Linked DNA regions of Homo sapiens: all the other regions are linked to region 3. Evidence: chromatin loops called from intact Hi-C (ENCODE). Cell type or tissue: dorsolateral prefrontal cortex. All regions are shown on one strand. Each heading gives the region's core, and the rest is flanking DNA. Links, peaks and the distances in the headings are about the cores only.

Region 1 (6,368 bases), core at 849-5,848, 230 kb after region 3:
TCAAGCCTTGGCAATGGCGGGAGCCCCTCCCCCAGCCTTGCTGCCACCTTGCAGTTTGATCTCAGACTGCTGTGCTAGCAAAGAGTGAGGCTCCATGGGCGTAGAACCCTCCAAGCCAGGCGCGGGATATAATCTCCTGGTGTGACGTTTGCTAAGACCATTGGAAAAGCGCAGTATTAGGGTGGGAGTGACCTGATTTTCCAGGTGCCATCTGTCACCCCTTTTCTTGGCTGGGAAAGGGAATTCCCTGACCTCTTGTGCTTCCCGGGTGAGGCAATGCCTCACCCTGCTTCAGCGATGCCTCACCCTGCTTCGGCTCATGCTCGGTGCACTGCACCCGCTATCCGACAATCCCCAGTGAGATGAACCCAGTACCTCAGTTGGAAATGCAGAAGTGATTTGTCTTCTGTGTTGCTCATGCTGGGAGCTGTAGACTGGAGCTGTTCCTATTCGGCCATCTTCTAACCAGCAACTTTAAGTGTCTGAATTATATATCCCAAAGAAGCAGAGCTGCACAGTTGACAGAAAAGTCACAAAATCTACCCATCAGAGTCTTAGCATATATATATGTATATATTTGTACTTACTATGATGTGAGATGAAATTAAAAATGGTAAAAATGAGAATTAACGATAAATAAATAAAAAAAAGAAGTTTGTTCCTGGGGTTTCTCAGCTCGTAGATTTAAAATAGCAAATTCAGTGTGGGAGGGGGCTGGACTGAGGGGCTGCTCCATACAGCTATCTGCTGACAGTGCCAAGAGAGTACAGCTGAGCACTGTGCAACTAGGCAAGAAAACCCATCAAGTGTGGGGGTCAGGAACTTAAAACACAGTGCAGAGAGAGCAGCCACAGAGGGTGTCTGTAGTATAACTGAGGTCCATAATTATTCATTTAATGACTCCAAGGTGTCAGTCTCAGTACTAGGGGCTGGGTAAATGGTATGGAGTAAGACCCAGATGGGGCCTTTGCAGTGGTTCTGCAGCGGGGTGTACTGTAGAGAAACAGTGGTGAGAGAACTGAGTCTTCCCTAGCACTCAGCAGGTGCAACTCCAAAATTTCCACACAGCAGCCACAACCACGATTACATTGTGGAAGAAGATTTAGTTTTACTAAAGTATCACTAATCACATTAATGCTGTAATTTTGAATTTTATTGTTACAATATACCACTATTACATATATGGTGTTTAATTTGTAAATTTATTTGAACATGATAGATGATATAAGAGCTATAAGGTATTTGCCCCTAATTTTGTGTTTTTTATGTATTTAGGTAACATCATTATAAAAAGATTTAGTCAACACTTGGGGGCATGGGTGCCCAGAAATATTATTTTCTTTAAAAGGGGACCCTATATTCTTCACCTCATGGGATTCTTGTGAAGATTTAATGAGAAAAATTGTTCTATTTAGCAAAAACACCTGGCTTATATGTAATCTTCAAAAAACATCAATTGTATTGTTATCACATTTAAAAAATACTAATCAAAGTCAAATTCTTTATTTGCCAAATGTGAGCTTTGCCTATTACTGCGAAGGGCATAAACACAGAAGTTCAGGCAGCTCATGGGATGAGCTGGGTGATGGGGAGCTTTTACCTGCAACAAAGCAATCATTCCATCCATTGGCAATCGTAGATTCATATCTGTCTTTTTCTGACTGTCATTTGGGCTTAGACTCCACTTCACCTAGAGCCATTAGACTTGGGAGGTGTTCACAGAATCCTTCTCTATGAATAAGGAGTGACCAGGTTTGTCATTCACATTTACCTCATGCCCCAAATTCATTATGGTATTAATTCTTTGGGCAGGTGAGCACAAGTCAATTACAGAGCAAAATGGTGGCTTCTTAGGGCCTTCCAGGAAAAACCACCACATCAAGAGTGTTCAAACAGGACGTGTTAGTAAAATCTTTACAAATGTTCATGAAGTTGTCAAAACATAAAAGGCGAATGGCATATCTGCAAACTTTTTACTTCTTTTCAAGTGAGATAGGCTTTCACTTATATTGACAAGTGCTTGTAATAAATTTGAGACAGTAATTGGAAAAGTTCTCACTTTGTAGTTGTGTCACTCAGATTTCTCAGAACTCTGTGAATGAATGGAAACTGCATTACGGTTATCACTACTAACAAATAAAAGATGTTTCTCATAGCTTCCCCATTGTTGCCTATGTATACCAATAGCCCTGGAGTCATGGAAATTATTTTTCTCTTTTTCTCTTACAGGGATTTCAAGTGCACAGAAAGGGAAAAATCATAATCCTTAGTCATGATATACCTTTCATTGCTCATGCTTTCACATTAGGTGGCAGGTTCATGGTGCTTACTGCGTTGTCATAGATAGAAAGATAGCTAACTAGCTAGGTAGGTAAGTAGGTAGGCAGGTAGATAGATAGAAAGACAGACAGACAGGTAGGTAGATAGGTAGGTAGGTAGATAGATAGATAGATAGATAGATAGAAAGAAAGACAGACAGGTAAGTAGGTAGGTAGATAGATAGATAGATAGATAGATAGATAGATAGATAGATAGAGTGGGCTACACATGGATGTTTTTCTTGAGAGGTATACTTTTGATTTGACTCAATAGCCTTCATGCTATGACTCTTGTGTAGCTCGCATCTTAATGAGGTAAGTTTAACCCTCTTACATGTCCCACTTTACATAGGAGTAACTGGTCTGTCTCAGATGACACAGCCAGTGGCATAGCTGGGATGGCAGTACTAAGTTTGTTGACTGCCTAAGAAGAATAGATCATGTATCGAGACTGCCAACTTCAAAGGAAATCCAAATGTTTGCCAGACCATTTAATGTTTGCCAAGAGCATGGGCAAAGGCTCAGGCGTCCTTGTTTTCCCCCAGGCCCTAGAACAGTGCTGAACATGAAAGACGTCTTGTAAACCTTCACAAATTAAATGGAACTGTATACTAAATAAATATTCATGGACCTCCAAAGAACAGTGTCTGGCTGTGTGACTGCACACAGGTCACTTATTTCCTCTGACCCTGCCTCTTTATTTATCAAATGGGTAAGGTACAAAAGTGCTTTGCAAATACAAGGACTTATTTTCCAGTATCCACAAAGAATTTTAGTCCTGGGGGAGAAGTGGATTTATCACAGCCAGCTTTCTGGTTTTAACCTGGCAATCAATCTAAAATTAGTTTCAATTTTAAAAAGTTTACTTTAGTGACAATTTTTTTTATTCTGACCTGGGTTGGTTTTCAGTTTAATTTGGTGGTTATTCCAGTATCATGTATAAACTGCCATTGATTTCTGATAACACGTAGCAATTACTTAATGCTGCAGACTTGATTTACCAGGTAAGGCAAATGTGTTGGAGTGAGGTGTTGGTGAGATGCCTGCTAGAGGATAGATTTAAAAGCATACATACAATTTTAATTTCCGGTCTGGACTCTGCCAAGTTTATTTCCCTTCCACTGTCCTCCTAGTGGGCAGTTACTTTGCACCATTCGCCTTTTACCCCTTCTCTACCAATTCTATTCAGGGTCCCCCACATGTTCATGAATGACATTTTTAACAGTCTCCCCTACATGCCATTGCCATCTGTGGGCTCCCTTCAATTCCTAGGATGTAGGCTCTATGATTTCTCCCCTGAGTCATCCCACCGTCCTTCCCTAGGTGTCTCCCTACTCCAGTCCCTCCCAAGTCCCCACCATCCATCCTCCCAGCAAGAGTCAACCTCTTTATTTACAAACACAGCCTGTCACTCCTCCATCCAATAACCTTGAAGGGCTCCCCAGTACCCAAAGAAGAGCCTCTTCAAAAATTTTAAAGGAATACTTAATGCCCTCTGTTACTGGGCCTCAAGCTATGTTTACAACCTTACCACTGCCCCATTGTGTGTGCCCATTGAATGGAATACTCGCTGGTCACCAGATACCCTCTATTCGTTTACTTTTGCTCCTGCTGTTTTCTAAGTGTTAAAGTGCACTTACTCCTCACAGAGTTAGCTAAAATGCTACCTTTTCTTCGGACCCTTTCTTAATTGCTCTCACATGGAGTAGGCTCTCCCGCCCATTTGAATACCTGTTAAGACTCTATTCATGTTTTGCTAAACTTTTTTGCCTTATGCTATAGCTGTGTGTATATGTATGTGTGTGGTGTGTACCAAAAGAAAGTCTTGGGATGGCAGAGGTGGGGTCTTATTCATCTACGTCTCCACCCAGTGGCCAGAGCGGTATCCAGTGCATACAGGAAACTCAAAACCTATTTATTGAAATAAAAGGAAGTAACACTCAGATCAAGAGAACCTTCCTCTAAAGGCAACAATAAATTATTTGGTTCTGCATTCACAACCTATAGAAAAAAAAAAAGTGATCTGTGCCTTCTAATTTACATGATTTTTCTCCTAATACACCATGTTCTTTCTTCTCACATTATTTAATTCAATACTTATTGGTTGAGTGCCATGAACTATTTTAGGCCCTAAATAATTCATAGTCCTGGCCTTCAAGGAACTTGCTATCTATTCTCCAGAGTTTATTATTATAGTTGAAAAATCACATCTCAGAAAGAGAAGCTATTTGCTCCAGGTCATGTAGTCAGAAAAGTTAAGAATAGGATAGTCTAATTTTAGAGCCCCCCCCCCCTTTTTTTTTTAATCAAAATGCAAGGTAATTAGGTATTTTTATAAATATTAAGAACATATTGGAAGCTGTTGCTGAAACTCTTTTCAGATATTACACGTGCTATTATTTTTTAAAAAAACCTTTTTACCCACATATAAACACAATGTATAGTTAAGAGGCAAGATATACTCTTTTTACTTGCTAAGAGTCTGGCAATAATTACCATAGTGAGCAAGTCAGATGACTGGACATTCACTTCTGCATCTTTATCTTTCAGTGTTGATGTTTTAGCTTTGAGATAGTTAAAAACTTTTGCAAAGTGAAACCTGCAAGCTCAACGGTATGACTGTAGGCCTATTACTACAGAGTCAGATGAAAGGAAGTCCTATAGTGAATCAGAATTTATTCTTTAATAATTCCCAAAGTAGAAATGGGTTGAGCTAAATTTTCTGAATAATACTTACCTTGAATTAATGATGAAAAGAAGATTTAACAAAAGCTCAGTGTTATCTGATAAAACTATACTTGTTATTTATATTACATAACCACATATTATACAACTCCTATTTATATTACTTTAGTCTTACCATCAGTACTTGAATGGATAGAATTAGCTATGCTACTAACATCTGGAATTAGTTCATATGTAAAAATCTTCTAAAGAATCAATTATTTTGATTTGCTTGCACAATAACAATATGTAATGCAGGGCCCAGCTCTGCCACTTACTAGCTGTAGGAGCTTGGGTAATTTATCTATCCTTTCTTAACTTCAGTTTTCTCATCTGCAAAACGGGCATATTTATAATATTTACCTCACAGGGTTACTGTTAGGAGCAAATGAGCAATGGTTATAAAAATAATATGTAGAAAATAACAAATCTACAGATGTTCAGAATAACTGGTATCCTAAATGAGATGCAATGGTTCTCCAAAGCAGTAAGCACTGATCAAGTGTGTTCTTCTAGAAATTCCTGTAGGTAGCTACACAAGATAGCAGAGAACTCAGAAACCATCTGGATTTGCAGCCAATGGCAGGGGCAGGGGGCGGGGTTTAGAATCAGTCCTGCTGCCAAGCTCCATCTTCCTGCCCATTAGAGTCAGCCAGTGGTAACTTCTCTCCCCAACTAAACAAGCACAAGGTCAAAAACACCGTATGCAAATGCACACAGGGCAGTTTTGGCAACTCTCCCTTCTTCCTCTGTGCAAAAGGAGATTTGGAATCTAAAGAAAAGAGTAGTGTTAGGAAGTTGCTCATTCTAGCCTTATAAGGGTGAGAGTTTAAGAGGTATGTGCTTGTGGGTAGGGGTGGGCAAAAGATAGACTAATATTTCTTAGTACTTTACATATATTGTATCTTTTAATATGATTTCTATTTTCACATATTAGGCTTAGATAAGTTATGATAATTGATAGGAGTTGGTTATTCTGTCTGATTCCAAACTTTTCCACTGTGCCTGTGTATCTCAAATTAGTAGCATGCCTAACAAAATCTCTGGGGAGCTTGTTAAAATGCAGCTTTCCTGCCCCCATCTCCAGAGATTCTGATCCTGCAGGACAGGGGTTGAGCCTGCTCACCTCCATTTTTAATAAGCACCTCAGCTGATTCTGATGTAGATGCTGCAGGATACACTTTTTTTTTTTCCTGCTGAAAATTTTCTGGTTTCTTCTCTCCACAGCTACTCTATGGTCCTGGGTCAGGTCTTTTCCATGTCTTACCTGAATTACTGAAATGGATCCCTGCCCTCTGGGGCTGCCTCCCTCTGGAAATTTATTTC
Region 2 (6,368 bases), core at 849-5,848, 530 kb after region 3:
AATACAGGACCCTCACAATAATAATAATAATAATAAACAAAGTCACAAATGTTACTTTCAGGTTTGAATTCCACTTGAATTCATTGAGTTATATTTTAAAAAGCTATCATTATGATAACCAGTTTTAATACTGTGATCAAATACAATCACTAGTATGAAAACTGGGCAAAAGGCCACATTCCACTAGTGTCTCCAGTTCAATGCAAAATCTTTTACTGCCATCTTGTGGATTTTTAGGAAATAATCCCAGTCACTACATATTATTTATTGTCTTACGGGAACAATAGGTTCATAGGCCAGTTTATGAAAATAACTGAAAAAAAGTATAAGAAAAGAGCAGCTAAATAGTCAGGTTTCCATCTAACATTATCACTTTGTATTCTCTACTAAGCATCTCTGAGGCTTGGTTTCTTCATAAAAAGTTGTTATTATAATAATACCATCCCCTGCCTGTCTCAAGGTTGCCATAAGAATAAAAATTTTAAATTGCTCCATAAATCAAAAGTACTATTCAGAAACAACCAATTATTATCAATGCTATCAGCCACATTATTAGAATGACGATACCTAAGCATTTCATATGTAACAAGGTAAACTATGGTTCAGGCTGAAAAGTCCAGACCTTGGTACCTGCTTTCAGAGTGATTTGTCTCATCTTTTATGGCTTTCAGGGCAAGAAAATGGATGTTTCAAATGAAAATATTCCCTGGAGATAGTTGTTCCTGGGGCAGAAAATACTGTGGGCCTGACAACTGAGGAAGGGAATATTTCCTTTTTTACTGATTCACTGATGAGCAAGTGAGCCCCGACATTTGAAAAGCACAGCAAATATGTAGTATAGGAACAGCTTTTTCCAGTGAAAAATGCTACCCCTGGGATCCTATCTACTGATCCATATTTAGTTATTCTCTGGTAAGTTATTCATCCAGGATTTCTCTCTTCCAACCAACCGACACTTAAACTGGAAAACCAGGCAATAGGTTGGCTCATAGATGTCACAGACAACTTAAAAAAGAATCTTCTGAGAATTTCAGGGAAAAAACTTAGAACAAAATCTCCAAAAGCTTTCCTTTCCCATTAGCGAAGACTTCAAGTTCTTTCATCTAATTTATTCATCACCTATGAACACCTGTGTGTGCCTAGCACTGGGTTAGGTTCTGGGATGCAATGATGATGCAGACATAACGCTTATGCTTACTGACCTCCATACTAGCTGGAAAGTTCACATCTCATAACTCATGATATCTGCTGCTTCAAGCTCTGCAGTTGTTCAGAACCTGAGCAGAGAAAGGGCCAATGCTGCCCTTGGGAATTTGAAAGAGAGAAGCAGCTCATGTATGAGCAATTTGCTGTTAGAGGACGCTCATCGACTCTCCACTTATGTCAGCTGTTGAGAGCGGTCATTGCATGTGGTGGAGTGAATGGTGTCAGAAGTGGTGATGGTGATGATGAAGAAGATAAGATGATACTTGGAATTAAGAAACTTATTATGGATTTTTTTTAGATGAATGGATTTTAAATAATGTCAGCGTGAGAAGAATAAGTCATAGTAGTTGTTTCTTTTTATCAATCTGCCATGCATTACGACCATGTTCATATCTTATGTCTCCACTAAGCTATCAGCCCCTGAAGGTGAGAACAATGTCTGATATACCTCTCTATTTCCTATAAACACTAGAATAATATTTGACAGTCATGTTTTCATTATTGAACACTTATAAAGTGCCAGATACTTTTCAAAACTCTTCGAATACAGCAATAAACAAAATAAATCAATAAGAGATATTCAATAAATCAAATAATTAACAAATAAGAGTCACAGCCATACAGCCAAAGTGTTTTCCACTTCTTCCACTTAATATACATGTATATGAATTGCTAAATAAATCACCAATTTCCTTCTCTCTACTGAATCATTTCCATCAACATATAAACACTGTTACAAAAAACAAACTCTACCCTCAAGTTCCCATTCTATTGCATTCCTCTCTAGAGCAAACTCAAAGGAGATAACTCTTCTCCTTGTCATTAAAAGAGGGAATTTGGATGGAAAGGCAGGAGGAACTTGTCGAAAGATATTAAGTGGAGGAGTAACATGATCAAAGTTGATAGAATCTATGGAGTTGGTGTGAAAGATGAAAAAAATACTGACTTTGAAGCTGGGCAGACCTAGAGTCCAGTCCTTTTACTACAGTCTGGTCTTAACCAAATTATTTAACCTCTCAGAATCTCAGAACTTTGACCTGCAAGATAATAGTAATCAAACCATTTGAAGTTCTTACTAGGTAGGAAGCACACAATATGTCTCTCATCCTTTGTCTTCAATTCTTCTCCTTTTATTCTCTCAGGCCTAGGCTCCTCCCACTAGAGGCTTCTCTCTGAAATAATTTCTATTGTTTAAGAAGCACTTATGATCCTTAAGATACTAGACCTAAAACATTCCTCAAATAGAGCTCAGTGAGCCAAATAATCCCCGATGGTCATTTATCATTTATCTACCCAGTGTTCAGATATGCTTCTTATTTGGGGACAATTCAAGACAGGAAGGAGGCACAGCCTTACCCCCATTAGAGAAGCTGGAGGGGGCAGCTATTCCCTTTTCCCACCCCTCAGCAGCTACAACAGGGCAAGTCAAGCAGATGTTCCAGTTGGGAATTTAGCATCCCCACACTAACGTGTAAGGTGCATGGAGAAACAGAGATTTTTCATGGCAGTGTGGTTTGGCTATAAGTGGCCAGTGGTGACAGCCCAGCACCCTTAGTAGGAGGATTTCCTCCTTGGCCTCTGAGCCTGGTTCCTCAGGCTTCCTGAAGAGCTTGTAGACTATCTGTTATTTCTCCAATAAATTCTTTTTTTTCATATAAGTTACCTGGAACTGACGTCTGTTGTCTGGAGTCAAGAACTCCAGGAGGTAAATTCACCAATCAAGCTCCCATCAGGTATATTCCTAGAGTAGTTAGCGTTAGAGGTAAGGGAGCTTGTCATGAAAGAAGGAGGCCTATACCTAGAGTCAAACAGGCTTTGAGTTAGAAAACTGTTGAACCCTTCAGTTTCTTCTTGAATAAAACAGCAGCATGATCACTTTCCTACCTATCCTGAAGGTACCCTATGAGGATCAAATGAGATAATCACAGTGAGATACTTTATACATATATATGGTAATGCAAATCTAAGGGTTATTAGAGATTAGCTAATAAAATAGGTTATTCTGAGGCCCAAACAAATTGGACTAAAAATCAGTCCACTTTTTGACTCAAAAGAGATTTCAGGAGGGATGATCAAGTCGATGATCACTCCTTCTTTAAAACTTGAGAACTCTTTGCACGATTTCCCCTTTATCTGTGATCAGCTGTTATACCACAGTTTAGATGTTTACATAGAGAAGACACTTTGAAACTTGTATAGGAAGTCCTTGCTACCCAAATTTTTTGGAAGAAGAGAATATGTCATAAACATATTTTAAATGATCATCAAGTATTTAGCATTTAATATGTAATAGAATAGTTAATTAACATTTTTCTGATCTATAGGAATTCCTCTTAGTCAATTAGGAAATGATCTGTCTGAATTGGAAATATATTCCATTGGCCAGAAATCTAAAAGCTTTAATGTATTCTGAATCTTCAGGACAGAAGGGATTAATTGGCCAGAGCGCGAGATGAATAAAACTGAGAGGGGTCCTAGGATTTCCAACTGCCTTCAGAGAAGTGGGCAAAGATGAGTCATTCATTCATTCATTCATTCATTCATTCGTTCATTAAACATTTGCTCAGTAGCTCCGTTCTAAGTTAATCAACAAGGGAGCAGAGATGAATAAAACACAGTTTCATCCTCAAGGGAAGCTTCAAAGGATCTGAACGTTGCTTCTAAGTGCCTCAATCTTACAGCCTTCGTATACAATGGCTTCCTGTGGTGACTCATATGTCTCCTTTTAAATGCTCTTTTTTTAGGCATTTATGCTTTTTTCATTAACTAGACTTTGAGTATGGACTGCCTCAGACATAAGTAAACTGCCAAATTCAATTCTTTGGTGAAGGCCTGCATCGCAGAAAGAGCATAGCTTTGAAATCAGAAGCAACAGTATTCCAAATACCACCATCATTACTGATTATCTGTGTGATCTTGGACAAATTATTTAATTTCTCTGAGCCTTCAATCCAACAAGGTTGTTAGGACAATTCAGTGAAATCACAGCGCAGTATCCAGCAAAATGCTTTGTGCTGAGCATATATTCAATAAAGGTTAGGCATTTTATCTCCAATTCTCTACTGGTTTTGCTTTCTAGGGGCCCTCTTTGTTGGGAAGTTTCCCCTCCAGAATCCTTCTTACTTCCCCAGGCTGAGCTAAGGATGGTCTCTTCTTTACGCCCATGTGGTCCCTGGAACTTACCGTTAGCATTTCCATGTTATATTGGAAATAATCTATTTATTTGTCTGTCTCCCTTCATGAGGCTACATGTTCACTGAGGACACAATGATTTTTTTCACGTTGCATCCTTAGTGTCTAGTAGCTTTTGGTACTTTGTGAATGTCTCTGAGCTCTGCAAACAAGATTTTAAGGTGAAAATTTACTTCCGTCAAATAAAATACTTGCAAGAGGTTTTCTGGAGATTATGACAGAATTTTCAAAAAATATGTTTCACTTGATAGTAATTTATATCCAAAGACTAAAAAAGTTATTTTGTTAAATAATGTTAAAAAACACTTTATCAGCATTTAAAAAATTTGCTGCAGGACTTCTCAGATCTTTCATTGAATTATGAACCTTTTTTATGAAGCATTTCACACATCCGCTATTATACACAGTTTTGGAAGTACCACTGCGAGAAAAGCTGGTGTTTTACTGGTGCACTGAGTTAAGTTTCAGACTTTTGAAAGCTGCTTACAGTTAAATCCTTTGAGTAGTGATATTGTGAGTCAGGTGTTACAAGTCTGATGTTAAGTACATGGTTCCCAATGTACTATTTTCACTGCACCTTGCTAAGTTGTGACATATAGTATGTTTATGACACATTGAATAAGCAAGACTTAAGGAATATAACTGGAAAGGAGCAATGTTAATTTTGTTTCCCTACACAGTTTGCTGAGTGCCCACAGATTTTATTGTTTTTCTTTTTGTTGTTGTTGTTTTTGTTTTTTATATATACACATATATATACACACATATATATACACATATATATAGACATATATATACACATATATATATACACACACACACACACACACATATATATATATATATATATTTTTTTTTTTTTTTTTTTTTTTTTTTGAGATGGAATTTCACTCTTGTTGCCCAGGCTGGAATGCAATGGCATGATCTTGGCTCACCGCAACCTCCGCCTCCCAGGTTCAAGCGATTCTCCTGCCTCAGCATCCTGAGTAGCTGGGATTATAGGCATGCACCACCACGTCCGGCTAATTTTGTATTTTTAGTAGAGATGGGGTTTCTCCATGTTGGTCAGGCTGATCTCAAACTCCCCACCTCAGGTGAACTGCCCAACTCAGCCTCCCAGAGTGCTGAGATTACAGGTGTGAGCCACTGTGCCCGGCCTAATTACTGCTTTTCTTTAACATATATTATACAGCCGGATTCTATGTCAGACAATGGGGATGCTGTTTAAGTGACGCTTGGGGCAATTCATGAGTTCTCTGGTCCCTTTTAGATAATGGAGGGTTTTTCCTTGTCTACTCCAAGTTCCTTTTCGAGGAAATTCAGTGAACAAGATGGAGGTAGGAGGGAGCTCAGCACAGAGGGGACAGGGCTGCTGCTCCGTCCCCACTCAGTGATATGGCTCTTCCTTTTTGTACAACAGTGAAACACACTTGTGTGTGGTTTGTTAGTAAATAACTGCTGTCCTGAGCCCTCCTGAGTGACCCACAACTCTGGCTCCCTAGAAGTCCCCACTGCCCTGCTGTCTGGCATCTGTGGCACTACGGCCATTCATTGTGTGGATGGGTGCCAGGGTTATGCCAAGGTGTGAAAATTTTGAATAGCATCCCTGACCATAGGTAAAGAAAAATCCAGAGTGGCTGAAGCATCAGTGAGAGTAGGGGAAGTATTGTGGATGGGGCAGGCTGTCCAGGCAGGCAGGGGCCAGACTCTGCAAAATTCTGTGGGCTGTGTTAACAATTTTAGGCTTTAAGAACAGCAGGACACCATTGAAAGGCTTTAAAGAGAGCAGGAAAAGGATATGATTAGATAGGCTTTTTGTACAGTTTCCTCTTTCCAAAGGCTGGAAGTCTGTATGTGATGGGTGATGTTTATATGCACTAGGCAATCATCAGGAATAAAGAACTCTGCCCATAGTCAGGCCCTGCTGAATACCCACACTCTGGTGGCTGGGCCAGGAGGTACAGCCTGGC
Region 3 (6,368 bases), core at 614-5,613:
ATCTTGGCTCACTGCAACCTCAGCCTCCCGGGTTCAAGCAATTCTCCTGCCTCAGCCTCCCAAGTAGCTGGGATTACAGGCATGCGCTGCCACACCCAGCTAATTTTTGTATTTTTAGTAGAGGTGGGGTTTCGCCATGCTGGTCAGGCTGGTCTTGAACTCCTGACCTCAGGTGATCCACCCATCTCGGTCTCTCAGAGTGCTGGGATTACAGGCAACTGTGAGCCACCGCACCTGGCCTAGAGTTTCACTTCTAAGAAGCTATCCATAGTAAATAATCACATCTGTAGCTAAGATTTTTGAAAAGGATGACTATTGCAATGTTATTTATAGTAGTGAAAAATTGAAAATAGTCTAAGTATTCAAAAGTGATTAAATAACTTGCAGAAGTGTCCCAATTTGGAATATTATGCAAGAATTTAGTATTTTTAAAAATAATCTTAGTGACAGGAAAATCCTTAATACATGTATATACATAATTATAATTCTGTATAATTCTTATATACAGGATTATAATTATAATTATATACATGATTATAATTCTGTTAAATGATAGGATCCCTGCTTGGGAGGAGCTAACAGGCTAGTGGAAGATACAGACCAGTAAGTGTTATCACAATATTTTACTTAACTTAAGGAATTATTATGAAAAAAGTGGATCTCTTTATATATTAATTCATGTTACTATTATTTATATTAACATAAAGCTCTCTCTGTAACACACATATACAGTGTTGATTATGTTCTCTTTGATGGAAGTGGCAATTAGATCCAGGGATTCTTAATCATTCTCTGAGGCTGGCTGGAACTATATCAAGTGAGTGCAGGAGCTTGGGTCATCCATAATCTACCATGCAGGCCAGAGAAGCATAGGAAGGAAAAGCAGGAATAGCAGATGAAGTGAGTCCAGATAGTATTCAGCTAATAGATACAGCTCCTCTCTGAGACCTCCTAATGCTCCTGTGTATTTTCAGATTCTCCTTGGTTGCTATTGTTTCTTTGTTAAACATCTTAATTTATAAAAATATTTTTCCATAAATTTGTTAATGTTTTCTCATGTTTGTTGAGAGGAATAGAAAAGATGATGCATCTAAAATACTTAGCACTGGACCTGGCATATACAAGCACCCAATAAACAATAATAATACCTGCTTACTCAGAGTTAGGAAATAATTTCCATGGGTGTCTCATGTTTCTGTATGTTTTACAAATGGAGGTCTTCTCTGCCTTTTGTTGTGGCAGTTTTGTATAACGAACAACCTTAGGAAATATAGCATCTCTCTCTGGAGCAAAAGGCCTCATGCTTACTGCCTATTATAAAAGATTTGTGTTCTCATAGGTCAGGGTTCCTCTCTGTAATGCAATGTACTGTACGTGCTCAGGCATCTACGTAGCCCCAGCTGCATCATCCCCATGAACTTGGGGCCAAGGGGAGCTGACACAAATATGCCGATACTCGTGCTGCTCGCTGCACCATCAGTAATTGGGTTCTTTGTTTCTAGCAAGGAGTCTCATATCTTCTACCAGCATCCATGCAACCATGACAGGATAACTTGATAGCCTGCTAATAGGGTAAGATCTCGGACCCTTCACAATATTATTCTTCTCTGGACTTTTAAACATTTTTCATTTTTCCAGTTTTACTTACAGAAATATCTGAGTGCCAGCTAGGTTTAAGGTTAGATGTGAGGAATGTAAAGAAAACCAGTTCAATCCAACAACTATTCAAGTTCTTACTACGTGCAGGGATTTCTGCTAGGATACGCAAGGATTGCAAAGATTTCTGCTCTCCAGTAATTTGTAATATATTAATAACTGAGAGAATAGAACAAGCATTTTAATAGCCTTCAACACAGAGCTTTAATAGGTTAGTGTCATGTAAATGTTAAGAAAATAATAAATCCTATAATTCAGTTGAAGGTTAAATGCTTTTTGATAATGGTTATCAAGAAGAGATAGGATTTGAACCTTAGGGGTTTTAGTTAGTAGAGGTTGTAAGGCAAGGGGTCCAGGAGAGAGGATTGGAGTGAGCAAGTACAATTTACTCATCGCTTTGCTCCTTCCTACTCAGGGACTTTGCATATGGTAAAGCATCACTACTCAACTTGGAGCTCTTTCTCCTCTTTATCTGGCCAATTCCTTTATATCTTTCAGATTCCAGTTTAAATGGTGACTTTTTAGAGTAACTCTTTAAGAAGTCATTCCCACTCAAACAACATGCAGATTTGGTACTTTTGTTATGGACTCATACAGCAACCCAGCCTTCCCATGTCTCTGCACTTAATATTTGTTTTCTCCATTATGGTAGAGACCATATGTGTCATGGTGTCTCCAGTGCTTATCATGCCTGGGCCATAACAAGCTTTTGGTAAGTGTGTGTTGAATGAATGAGTGAATGTTCAAAATATGGTCATAGTTTGGTGAGGAAACTTCGTAGACTGGGGCATAGGAATTATATGAAGACTGGGTGGAATTGGGGTGAACAAAATGAAAAAGGTAGAATAAAAAAGACTAAGGAAATTGAATTTCATACAGTGGACTTGCAGGAGATTTTGAAATTTTTTGAGCTAAAATAGATAAAAATCAGTTTGAATTTCTTTCTAGAAAATAACTATTTGCCATTTGCTAGTGTAGGCAAATGAATCCTTTCCTCTTCCAATGTCTGATGAGATGGCCTGGACATGAGAAATGCTCCCCTGCTGAAAGCAGCCTAGTTTATCTAAATCTCAAAGGCCAACAGGGTAGCAGGGAAGTGGGTCCTGGTTTTTTTCATTGCAAATAACCACTTTTTTTTTTTTACCTTTATAAGCTCCCATTTAAAACACAGCTTACACTCTTTACCAACAACATGTATGAAGCCACTACTTATTTTCCTATTTTCCATTAATTCAAGATAAGTTACTGTTGGTGAGTGGGAGATAAGCAGTGCTGATTTAACAGTAAGCTGATAAATTTACAGGGGAAGGCGAAGATACTTGCCAATTTCTTCAGTGGTTTCCAATTTCATCTCCAGCAATGATACAATTTTTTGAGGCATTTTAATATGTCCAAATCCTCTTGAGGACCCCATTGCTCCAGTACTCTTTCCTCTGATGTTTAGAGGTCTGGGGTCCCAGCTTGGGCACAATTGTATCAGATGACCAGAGATCACCCAGGACTACGACTATAGCTCTGGTGACTTCACGGAGAGAGAATGCAGCCTGGACCACTCACATGTGTCAGTCATTTTCTCTTGGAATAGGTGATGTGAAGGAATCTCGATGTGTTTTAAAGCCTGTGAATGAGGCATTGAGAAAGAGAGAGCTCTGGACCAAATGGGTTTCATTTTCTTCCTTAGCTTACTTGGAGCTCTTGCCACTAGGGGGAGGATGTGAAAAGAACCAAGGACAATTCTTTGCTTCTTTGCTCTCATCTCTGAAGCTGAGTCAGAGGGCCCATTGTCACAAAAGCTTTGTGTAGCTTTATGTTAATTTCACATTTTGCATGGCTGGAAAGTGACTATCAGCCCGTATTCCCTGAAAATCTGGGGAAATTTTTTTTTTCCTAATTATACAGGGAGGCTGGCAATGACACCCGATTCCGAGTTTGCCCATTAAAATAAATCAAAGAAAAGAATGATTAAAAGAATGGTAGAAAAGAAGAAGAAAGAGCTGTCAAAACATTATATACTTTGCAATGTTACATCATAACCTGGTGTCTCTCATCGATTACTCATTTTTTCTTTGAATGACTATTGAACACTATTTATGGTGCCAGGCACTGTGCTAAGCCATGAAGATATAAACATAAAACACAGTCCTGCTCTCAGATTGTCAACAGTCTATTGTAATAAATATTATGATGAAGGGTAGTATAGGCTGCCAAGGGAATGCATAAGAGAGGCTTATATTACCCTAAGCAGGGATCCGTCGGAAGGCATTAGTTTGAAAGGATGTGTGAAAGACAGTTTGGTTAAATGGATTTGGTGAATGGTGGTGTGGAGTACGTTGTGTGGAAAAGGCAACAGCACTTGCAAAAGCCGGGAAGTGTGTGTGAGAGAGCCTGGTTCATTTGGGAATGGAGAGAATGGCTGGAGCAATGGGTTAAGGGTAGGGAAATTCAGAAGGTGAGGTTGGAAAAGGTGAGGCTGGCCTTCAAGGTCTTTTTTACTTTATCCATGAGTAAGAGGAATCACTGAAGGGCATTAGGCTAGGGAGTAGCTTTGAAAAGAAAGGTGGCCAGGCATGGTGGTTCACCCTGTCATCTCAGCAGTTTGGGAGGCCAAGGTGAGAGGATCAGTGGAGCCCAGGAATTTGAGACCAGCCTGGGCAACATAGCGAGCTCCTGTCTCTATAAAAATTAAAAAAAATTAGCCGGGCAATGGGACACATGCCTGTAGTCCCAGTTACACAGGGGGCTGAGGTGGGAAGATCTCTTGAGCCCAGGAGGTCAAGGCTACAGTGAGCCCTGATTGCACCACTGCACTCCAGCCTGGGCAACAGAGACCCTGTCTCAAAAACGAAAACGAAAAAATGAAAAGAAAAGGAAAAAAACCAAAAGGGTGTTTGCCTGCCCTTTGCTGAGTCCTTCAGCGGTCAAGGCTGTGTATTTCACCTAGATTCCCTGTCCTAGGTACTGATCTGGAAAACCCTAGACATCTGCCCCTTTCCTGGTCAGAGAAGACCCCTGGCCTGGCAGAGCCTACAGCTCCAGCCTCAAGGTACCTGATTGGAGAAGTCCTCCTCATTGTATGACTTGGCTGCCTTGGACCTCACTGGGAAAGACTAGGGAAATAGGATTTTGGGGTCTTGACTTTGGAATTCATTTTCCGCACTGGGGTATAGCAGAGCTGAAAAATCTCACTAAACTCTCAGCATGGTCTGTATCCTTCCTGTCTCCAACAACAAGGTGGGGCATTCTTCCTCAAAAATTCTTCACATGTAGGTGTTGCCTCATCTCTTATCTCACACACATGAGCTCATTTGAGCTCTTTGGCAACTCCGTGAGCTGGGTACCATTGCTCCTGTTTCATAGATGGGAAAACAGGTTCAGAAGGCTGAAGTGACTTGTCCCAGGTCACAGAGCAAGTACGTGGTAGAACTCATAATCGATTGTGCTGCACACTGCATAGATAAGTCACCCCTGTTCCTTCCACCAATTTATTTTAACTGGGTACATGGCACAAATTGTGAAATTATGTGTACTCTTAGGGACACATCATCCCTCATCCTCCAAGAAACTGTTAGTACAGAAGTGACAAATGGGTTTCATCTTCATGCCAATACCCTTCAATTGACCGTGGCTGCTTAGAACAAAGTGATGAGTGTTGTGAGGCCATATCTTGGTGCAGCAGTAAAGAATACATGATTGATTGGTAGTATCTGATATGAATGCAGGAGAGAAAGGGGGCAGCACATATGCCATTTCTAGATTATATATTCCCCTTAGGCTGCCATAATCCTGCACTGGCCATGACATTTCCACTGACTCCCACCTTCATCCCAACACCCATTTTGCTCATTTTCTCTTATTCCTTCCCTTCCTTGCTGAAATTGTTCCCACCCATTTAACAATAGCTTCAACTTACTGAGGGTTTAGTGGGTACCAGGCACTTTGCGTATATTATTTCTAATTCTCCAACAATCATGTAAGGTAGGTAGAGACAAAAACAAGACTTAGAGGGGTTAAGTAGCTTGTTCAGGGACATACAACAAGCTGGAATTTCAACCCTGAAGCACATGGAAAACTTTGCATTTTTATAATGGGTAATGAAAACCTTCATATTCACTGTTTGCTTTGAGCCTCACAACAGCCTCGGGAGGTAGTTTTCTGGGTTTGCAACTGAGGGAGCTTGAGGCTCAGGGGAGAGGCGCTGATTATTTAGTGACATAGTCACAGCTCCTGACTCCTACCTCAGGCCTTTTCCTGCTACTACCTTAGGCTCTGGGGAAGAGCCCTTGACTCCACAAAGCTATCTCTTAAGAACTGATCTATACTACTGTGGGGAGAATTTGGGGGCCCTTCATTGATTTTACTCCTGCCAGCCTTACCCTGTTTTCAGCTCTTATCATCAAGAAGGTCTTTCTTTTATTGTTAGCTCTTTGTGTAATTTAGGTCATTTCTTTAAAAAAATTTGTTGAGAAATTCACGTCACATAAAATTAACCATTTAAACGTGAACAACTCAGTAGCATTTAGTACACTTACAATGTTGTGCAACTACCACCTCTATCTAGTTCCAAAATATTTCCATCACTCCAAAGTAAAATTCCTGACCTATTTAGCAGGTTTTTCCCCTTCCCCACTCCTCTCAGCCCCTGACTAACACCGATCTGTGTTCTGTCTCTATGGATTCATCTATTCTGGATGTATCACGTAAATTGAATCATA

Evidence for each region. Hi-C counts contacts between places; a loop is a spot of excess contacts. Peaks named below come from ENCODE experiments on the same cell type or tissue, not always from the same donor. Only the 100,000 strongest peaks of a DNase experiment are listed, where the experiment ranks them.
Region 1: it touches region 3 in a loop (2.8-fold over the local background); 5 of 110 quality-filtered maps call a loop at or near these places.
Region 2: a loop joins it to region 3, with 10 times the contacts of the local background. A loop is called at or near these places in 87 of 110 quality-filtered maps.

What each region holds. Positions count from the first base shown.
Region 1 is chr11:83,518,204-83,524,571 of GRCh38, forward strand. All of the region lies in intron 21 of DLG2 (discs large MAGUK scaffold protein 2), which reads right to left. Among named protein-coding and RNA genes, the nearest start is that of DLG2-AS2, 120 kb to the right of the region's middle. In dorsolateral prefrontal cortex, for the core only: a CTCF peak has its summit at 3,597; no DNase peak of the experiment used is centred there; H3K27ac peaks cover 1,029 bases.
Region 2 is chr11:83,819,925-83,826,292 of GRCh38, forward strand. All of the region lies in intron 17 of DLG2 (discs large MAGUK scaffold protein 2), which reads right to left. Among named protein-coding and RNA genes, the nearest start is that of DLG2-AS2, 190 kb to the left of the region's middle. In dorsolateral prefrontal cortex, for the core only: no CTCF peak of the experiment used is centred there; no DNase peak of the experiment used is centred there; H3K27ac peaks cover 2,072 bases.
Region 3 is chr11:83,289,784-83,296,151 of GRCh38, forward strand. All of the region lies in intron 1 of CCDC90B-AS1 (CCDC90B antisense RNA 1), which reads left to right. Among named protein-coding and RNA genes, the nearest start is that of CCDC90B, 6.6 kb to the left of the region's middle. In dorsolateral prefrontal cortex, for the core only: CTCF peaks have their summits at 3,356 (motif pointing right) and 3,561; a DNase peak (open chromatin) is centred at 3,408; H3K4me3 peaks cover 1,116 bases; H3K27ac peaks cover 1,318 bases.